2 separate regions of the Homo sapiens genome follow, and region 2 is linked to region 1. Evidence: chromatin loops called from intact Hi-C (ENCODE). Cell type or tissue: CD4-positive, alpha-beta T cell. All regions are shown on one strand. Each heading gives the region's core, and the rest is flanking DNA. Links, peaks and the distances in the headings are about the cores only.

Region 1 (4,791 bases), core at 1,035-3,534:
AGACATGTGTGCACTTTGTCCTGATCTGAGCTCACTGTGAAGGGCCTTTGAACTCATCAAGCAATTCCAGGAAGTGGAAGATGATCAAAGAACACAAGAGAATCATGGTTTAAGCTTCTTTTAAAGTCGAGTTTGGATGTGCTGTGAAGAGGGAGGAGGCAGCTTTCTTGTCCACCGGCATCACATAAAGAGAAGAGCTGTGAATCCCCACAAAGAACCACTTGCACCATAAGTACCAGGGCAGGGGAGGCGTGGGGCTTGTAACATTAGATTATTGGGCCCTCCTCACACCCTCAAAATCAGAATTTGGTGGGGCGGGGGGCTGCGGGAGGACGGTGAGAGTAGGTCCCAGCAGTCAGCAATTCAAATAAGCCCCCAGGTGACTCTAATGTACTGGAAAGTTTGAGGACAACTAAGTTAAAGCATGGGACTTGGAGAGTTCCAACCCTGCTTCTACTACTTATCAACTCTGTGATCTTTGGCAAGCTATTTAACCTCTCTGAGCTTTAGATTCTTCCTTATAGAATGGAATAACCATAGTACCTCCCTCACAGTGCTGTGGGGAGGATTAAATGAGATAACATGTTCCCAATTAGAAATGGTAGTTATTAAATTTCTTCTCCCATTATGCATTATTTTTGTTTCTCCTTTTGAGTAGGAAATGCAAATTTATCTTTCTCCACTTGAAGCACACCACCCCCCGCCGCCCCCGCATTTTCCTTTCACCAGCAGGTGTTTGGCACGTCTAAACACTTGTTTAAAACCCTGTTAAAAACATAGGCAAAGCAGAGGCTCCATACAGTGGCTAAAGATGTTTACCACATGGATGGCACACCTGAGAAGTGCCTACCTGAGCAGTGCCCTTTTCAGATGATCTTCTCCTAACTTCCCACCTCCCTCTCCCTAAATTAAAACCTTTGCATCCAGTGTACTGTCTCTGTACGGTTCTTCTCTGTGTCAGGGCTAGAGCACCAATGAGTTAGTCATGCAGTTGCATAATTATGCAGTGTTATCAATCTCTTGTAAGTTTGGTGAATGGGAGTCGTCAAGAAGATCCCACCTCGCACCTGTGTGGGCTGGCAAAATACGGTTTTTCACCTCTAAAATGGAAAGCCAGCTCCTGGACCTAAGTCGGCCCCAGGAAAGCACTGCTATTTGTAGACACTGCCTCTCTGTCTTACCTCTTAATCATAGCACACTGAATACTGCCTCACAACACCGCTAGCTGTCCCTTTTGGTTTTTTCCCCTTGATGATGGTTGGAACCTAATTTCACCTAGATTCTTTCATTTAACAAATAATTATTGAGCTAAGAAGGGTAATCCCAGAGATGGCTGTTATTAAGAAGAGCTATTTGACTTTTTAAACCAGGAGTTAACGCTGGCTATACCTTAGGATTACCTATATAGCTTCGAAGAAAGATTCCTGGGTCCTACTCTTGGAGATTCTGAATTATCTGGTATGAATAGATTTAAAAAGCCCTCTGCCCAGATGATTCTAATGTATAGTCAGGGTTGAAGGCCACTTCTTTATTTAAAAAAAGACACACACACACATTTTTTTTTTCTAAACATTATGCCGTAAGGGTAAGGCCGTTACTTTAAACTAGGTGAATTCACTTATTCCACAAATAGTGAGTGCTTATCATGTACCAGGCATTGTTATACGCCCTGGGAATACATCCATGAACAAAAGAGACAAATATCCCTACCATCATGGAGTACGATGTTTTAATGGGAAAGACAGACAATAAGGTAATAAGATATGTGTTATGTTAAATGACGATAAGTACAATGAAGAAAAAGAAAGTAAGGAAGGGAGATTGAGAATGCCAGAAGTGATGTGTGATCGAATTTGAATTAGGGTGGTCAAAGAAAGTTTCACAGAGAAAGGGACAATGAGGAAAACCTGTAAAAGGTTTCTGGTGTCAGCCATGCAAAAATCTGGAGAAAGAGATTCTTGGCAGAGGTCACAGCCAGAACAAAGATCTTGATTCAGGAGTGCGTTTGGTGTGTTCTAGGAAAAGAAGTCTAGTGTGGCTGGAGGGAAGTGAGTGAGGGGAAGAGAGGTAGAAGATGAGGTTAGAGAGTTCATGGGGTTAGTGACACCAGATTAGCAAGTTGCTTAGGGCCTTGTAGGCCATTGTAAGGATTAGGACTTTTAATTTGAGTGAGACAAAAAGACATTGGATGGGTTTAAGCAGAGGAGTGGTGTGATCTGAATTAAAAGGGATCACACTGGCTGTTGTGGGGAGGATAAATTATAGAGTAGCAAGCATGGAAAAAGGGAGGCTATGTCAGGGGTTGGGGAAGTATTATTTGTTTGAGTGTTCTTGAACTCTCCTGTTCTCTCACCTTGTTGGGTTAGGGGGAGGGGTGGGGTGGTTTGTGACCTAGGACTTTGTGCCTTTTGAAAAAGGGAAGTAACTAACACGTGACAGTGTGTGTAACATTTGCAGATGTGGCTTCTCTGGATCAAGAGCCAAACAAACCTGCCATAGCAATTTGAATTTCTTCCTCTTAAGCCTCTTATTCCACTTCAGATCCCCCTCCTGACCTATTCTTTGGGGATTCTTAGATACATTTCCATCCCCCATAGTGACCTAGGTCTCTTATCCAGCTTTATTTCCTGCTTTTGACAGAGGAAAAAGATAGACTTCTGAATTGATGTGAGTGGAGATCTTATTATAGTAGCCACCTATAAAATAGCAGGAGGTAGAGATGTTTAATGTGTAAAATGGTTGTTGTCCTGGAAAAAAATCAATACCATAAATGTGAATTTAATGGGATCCCTCAGGGAATGGGAGTCTGGGCAATGTAACATTTTAGTTAATTGAAAGGTAACCCACTTCTCACCTTTGTTTTTTTCCCTCTTTTCTTTAAATTAGCTCTTGTTTCTGAGTGTGACAATCAAAGTGTTTACTGTGTGCATGTAATGTGCCAGGCACTGTGCTAGGTGTTTTACACACAGAACCTTATGCAATCCCTGTAACAACTGATGATGTAGATGTTTTCTTTATTCCCATTTTAAAGTTGAGGAAACCGAGGCTTGGAGAAATTAAACCGCTCACCTGAGGTGTCTTAGCTGATAAATGCCCAAGCTAGTCTGTCTGATGCTGAGACGCAACCTCAGTGATCAGTGTCTTGCTCATCATGGACTCTATTGTGTTTAATTTCTGGACTTCAGACAGGGCTTTAGCATTATCCTGCTAGCCATCTTGGAAGACTGTTCTAGGTTAGAAATGGAGGCAGAGAGAGAGGGTCAGGAGCCTGGGCTATGTGATGGCAGCCTTGGGAATGGGGTCCATTTACTGTTATTACTTTTTAAAGTAAAAGTTTTAATATCAACCTGTTTTCTTGTTACTAGGTTCTTCTAATGGACTGCAGAAGAGCAGTGTTTAGTTAACTGATAACAGTGTTATGATGTTACTTTAAGCATCGAAGCTCCTTAATTTGGTATGCCCAGTTTTTATTTTTGGTGGGGGACAGGGTGCAAGGAAATCAATCGGAATTAGCTGTAAATCTGAAATCCAGACTGTTTTAAATAAGTGCAGTCTCGTTTCATTTTTTTCAGTCACATTTAGTAACATAATCTAATGCTAACAAAGTGTCAAAGTGAGGCCTATTTTAATAAATACATTAAAAAAGTCATTCACTGTTCTATGCAAATGAGTTCTTTCATAGTTTAAAAATGAGCCTACTCATTTGCTTAACAAAGCTGATTTTCCCAGATCAATGCACAATACCTTGATCTCAGCCCTGGTCTGAATTACTGCAAAATTTGAATGAGAAGTTCTGCGCTAGATAGTTTTTGTCTGCCTCTTCAGGTCCTCACTCCAGTCTTCCCTCCTGCACTCTACCCTGGGAAGCTGACCTGTAGGGATGACATCAAAAGTCTCCCTTTTCTTAGTCAGGCTATGATGGTAAAGGCATCTCCAAATCCTCTTCCTAGCCCTGAGTTACCCTGCCTACACCTTTATAAATAGTCCATTTATTAATATTGACCCTTACCCCTCTCCAAAATAGCCATTTTGAGTGTGCCATCTATTTCCTGCTGGGACACTGATTGATACAGGTTTTGAATTATGTCTATATCTTTATTTCATGTACAGGTCTGAGACTGTATATGAGGGTAATATGACCATAGTTCTAATTTGAATGTACAGAGCACCATACAAGTCCGGTGGTTTACTGGGGAGTGTCTAGGAACACAAAGGAAAAAGGAACAATCACAGACCTGTCCATCAGATTCCTGTGATGTGGGTTTCAATAATCTGAGTATAGATGGATAGATAATGACTGGGCAAAAGAAAGGACTAGAGTAAGGAGCGATATTGACTTGTCTGGATTTTTTACTTTCCTATCAAGATCCTCTGACTGGCATTGGATCTTGGGGATGGGGTTAAGGCAGGAGACCCCTATGGACTGGATTTAATGCCTACAACTCGTCCAAGGAGGAGGGTAGAAACACCTGGTACAGGTAAGAGGCTTAGGAAAGGAGTATGAGTCAAGAATATAACAACGTGACCCAGGAAAAAAACCAGATTATAAACTCTTTGAGGGAAGACATTTTGACTATCTTGCTTGATGCTATTCTCTAATTAGTACCCAGCCAATAGACTGGCAAATAGTAGGCATTCTATAAATATTTGAGTGAATAAATGAATGCAGGAAGACAGAAGAACATACAGACTTAATGCACAATGAAATTACAGGACTTCCCTAGGGAGAATCCCAGCCCAGGTATCAGGGCCAATGTTTAGGAATGAGAGTGATAATTTATTTCCCATGGA
Region 2 (3,905 bases), core at 74-2,573, 91 kb before region 1:
ACTATAAGTTCCGGGGAAGGGATCTTGTTTGTCTTGTTTATCTCTCTATTCCCAATGACTAACATAGGGCTTAGCATATTGTAAGTGTGATGGTAATTTTATGTGTCAATTTGATTAGCTTAAGGGATGCCCAGAGAGCAGGTAAAACATTATTTTTGGGTGTGCCTGTGAGGGCGTTTCCAGAAGAGATTAGCATTTGAATTGGTAGAGTGTAAAAAGAAGGTTATCCTCATTAATGTGGGTGGCCATCATACAATTTATTGAAGACCTGAATTTGGAGGAAGAGTCAATTCACTCTCTTGAGCTGGGACATCCGTCTTCTCTCACACATCAGAGCTCCTTGGTTCTCAGGCCTTCAGATGCAGACTGAATTATCCCACTGGCTTTTCTGGTTCTCCAGCTTGCAGAAAGCTAACCATGGGACTCTTTGACCTCCATAATTGTGTGAGCCAATTCCTACAACTGAGTCTCTCTTCCTATTAATACATACATAGATATAAATATATTTTATTGTTTCTGTTTCTCTGGAGTACCCTGACTAACACAGTAAGGTGTTACATACATATTTGTTGAATGAATGAGTGAAACTTATAAAGGCTAAGCTAACTTGCCTATTGTTAAATAGCTATTAAGTGACTGATCCAAGACTTGAACTAGGCTAGCTAATAGTAGACCCCAAGTTGTAACCACCATACCAGACTATCACTGTTCTTTTTTGCAACTGAACCATGTCAAAGGCCATAGAGTAATTGCTAGGGAACTTAGAATCAGCTTTTCCCTCTCCTCTCTTTTCCCCTTTCTTTCCCTCCCTCCCTCCCTCCCTTCCTTCCTTCCTTCCCTCCCTCCCTCCCTCCTTTTCTTCTAAGATCTGGAAGGGCTATTTGAGGTCATCTTGTTCAACCTGCACATTTTACAAAGGAGAACCCTAGAGTTGAATCAGTCACGCGGCTTGCCTAAAGGCAATAAGTTAGTGGCAGACTTAATAGATAAGTTTAGCTTTCGTGGTGGGCATCATTCTAACAAAATCAATGGAGATCTAATTTATTTCATTCTTGTTTACCCAATATCTGTTTATTATAACTAGATTAGTCATGCCACTAACCTGGGACTGTGTCTTGCTCATTTCTACCTAAGTGGCATAGACCACACTGGTTCCTTTGCTGGGGATTTATTCTTTTTTCCTACATCGATCTATTTTATTCATCCTTCAAGCCCTAGCTCTGTTCTCCCCTCCTCCATACAGACTTCTCTGGCTCATTGCAAACTCATACAGCACTCTGCATTTGGTCTTTAATCACACATTACCATGTATTTTCATTTAAATGTTCTCAGGTATGTCTTTCCCACAGGCTCCCCCCACCACAAGCTCATCAAGAGCAGGATCTATATCACATGTAAACCTCTTTTGTAATCCTCTAGACTCCTAGAAAAGCACTAGACACATAGTAGACACTCAGGGAATAATTCTTGAATGAATGAATGAATAAATGATATAAACAAGAAAAAAAATGAAATGGTAAACTCTGCCATCTTGTGGTTATTCATCTTTGGTGTTGTCATTTTCACTGTATTTTTTTAGTGTTGAAATTAGAAAAGCATCACATGGTAAGAAACTAAGGTGATGATGGTGAAATTGGGAAGGTTTCTTTTTCTTTTGCTCAACGTACCAACAGCATGGTTACTGAAATATTTCATAAGAAAAACTAGAGGTGGAGGGAAACAAAAACCCAAAACAAATCGTGTACCTGAGGATTGAATATAGACCTGGGAAATATTTATTGGATTTCCTCAGGTACAATCCATGCTTCGAATGGGTCAAGTAAGAGAAATTGTCCCAACATGTTCAACAATTCAGAACTCTGATCAGATAACCAATCTACTTATTTAAGGGGAGCTATTAATAGACCTTTTATAACAGTCATCTGGTGAAGAGAAGCACTGTTTTATTTATTTATTTATTTATTTATTTATTTATTTATTTATTTATTTTGAGACAGGGTCTTGTGCTGTCACCCAGGCTGGAGTGCAGTGGCGCAATCTTAGCTCACCACAGCCTCAACTTCCTGGGCTCAAGCGATCCTCTCACCTCAGCCTCCTGAGTAGCTGGGACTATAGGTGCGTGCCACCATGACTGGCTAATTTTTAATATATATATATTTTTGTAGAGGTGGGGTTTTGCCATGTTGCCCAGGCTGGTCTATGAACTACTGAGCTCAAACCGTCTGCCCGCCTCGGCCTCCCAAAGTGCTGGGATTACAGGCGTGAGCCACTGTGCCTGGCTAAGAATCACTGCTTTTGATTTAACAGTCCTGGGATCCAGTCTTAGTTTTGCTGAACAACCTTGCGCAGATCACACAACCTCTCTTATCTCAGTTTTCTTACCAGTTAACTTGATGCCTAATTTACTTCCCAGGGCTCTCATGACACTCTATAGGACCACAGGCATGAAGGTTCTTCAAAACATTTTAAAAAAGTGATATACATGTTTAACAATACTACAAAAGAAAAATAATGTTTATCCTTTTCATTTGTACAGCACCTGAGCATTTTAAAATGCAGTCATGACAGCGGGTGGGGGCTCACTCTTGTAATCCCAGCATTTTGGGAGGCCAAAGCAGGAGGATTGTTTGAAGTCAGGCATTTGAGACCAGCCTGGGCAACAAAGTGAGACCCTGTCTTATGAAAAGAAAAATTTAAAAATTAGCTGGATGAGGTGGTGCTCACCTGTAGTCCCAGCTACTCAGGAGGCTGAGATGGGAGGATCTCTTCAGCCCAGAAATCTCTTGAGGCTTCAGTAGGCCATGATCATGCCACTGTACTCCAGCCTGGGTGACAGAGTGAGGCTCTGTCTCTCTAAAAAAAAAATAATAATAAAAAGTAAATAAAAACATCATTTTTTTTAAAAAAAGTGCCTTCGTGCCCATTATCTATTTTCAGTCTCACAGCAACCCCAGGATGCAGGCAGGCATTATTACACTCAACTTACAGATGGAATTCAGAGGTTCATATACAGAGTCAATAAAAATATATTGAGGACCTGTTATATGCCAGGCATACTGATAGGTACTTTCCCATGTTAGAGAAGTTAAGTTAGTTGTCCAAAATCATCTGGTGGTTAAGTGGCAGAGTCTGCACTCCAACTCAGATCATCTGATTTAGGAATCTAGGGCTCAAACCCTACTATCTTTAGGTCAGTCTAATTCCTCTCCTGAGGGTATTCACATTTGATTTTTCCCTTTCTTTTATGGAATGAAATATTTTGTTTTCTGTTAGATATTTAAGGTCTCAAGAGCAGGTGCACCAAAAAACACTGGGTGCAGGCTACAAGCCTATACTTTATTTAATGCAGTGGTTCTCAGCCCTGGATGTAAAATAACATCACCTGGGGAGTTAGAAAACAATTACCCACATTCTGGCCCCACAAGAAAGTGATTAAATCAGAGCCTCCAGCAGTGGAGCCTGAGAAAAAGTTTTTTTTTTTTCCTTTTAAAAGTTAATTCTAATGTACAGTTAGGGTTGAGAACCACATTGCTATAGGAGAAAAGTCAGTGACCCAACATCTTAACATAGTCAATTCAACTTTTCTAGAGACTGTTCCTAGCAAATACCAAGAAAATTCAATGAGGAAAAAGGAAGAGGAGTAAATAAATATCTTAGAAATGTCATTTGTTCAATCTGATTTAGTAGTGCAAGTAAGTTGGATGGCAGTTGATGGAAGTAAACCATTAGAGATGAAGAACCAGGAAAGAAAAGGACATGGATCCCACTTTGAGGTAGGGAGAGAGATGGCAGACACATCTTTCTTACCTCATAAGAGTAGACACTATAAACCCCTATTCATTCATTTATTCCTAGATCAAATATTTACTGAGCATCTAGTATGTGCCAGACGCTATTCTAGGTAC

What was found. A loop is a pair of places that touch in the nucleus more often than their neighbours do. Peaks named below come from ENCODE experiments on the same cell type or tissue, not always from the same donor. Only the 100,000 strongest peaks of a DNase experiment are listed, where the experiment ranks them.
Region 2: it touches region 1 in a loop (2.2-fold over the local background); 2 of 110 quality-filtered maps call a loop at or near these places.

The regions. Positions count from the first base shown.
Region 1 is chrX:120,752,889-120,757,679 of GRCh38, forward strand. No RefSeq gene overlaps it. Among named protein-coding and RNA genes, the nearest start is that of CT47B1, 120 kb to the right of the region's middle. RefSeq lists an enhancer at 2,202-2,281. In CD4-positive, alpha-beta T cell, for the core only: no CTCF peak of the experiment used is centred there; a DNase peak (open chromatin) is centred at 2,393.
Region 2 is chrX:120,662,776-120,666,680 of GRCh38, forward strand. No RefSeq gene overlaps it. Among named protein-coding and RNA genes, the nearest start is that of C1GALT1C1, 35 kb to the left of the region's middle. In CD4-positive, alpha-beta T cell, for the core only: no CTCF peak of the experiment used is centred there; a DNase peak (open chromatin) is centred at 1,526.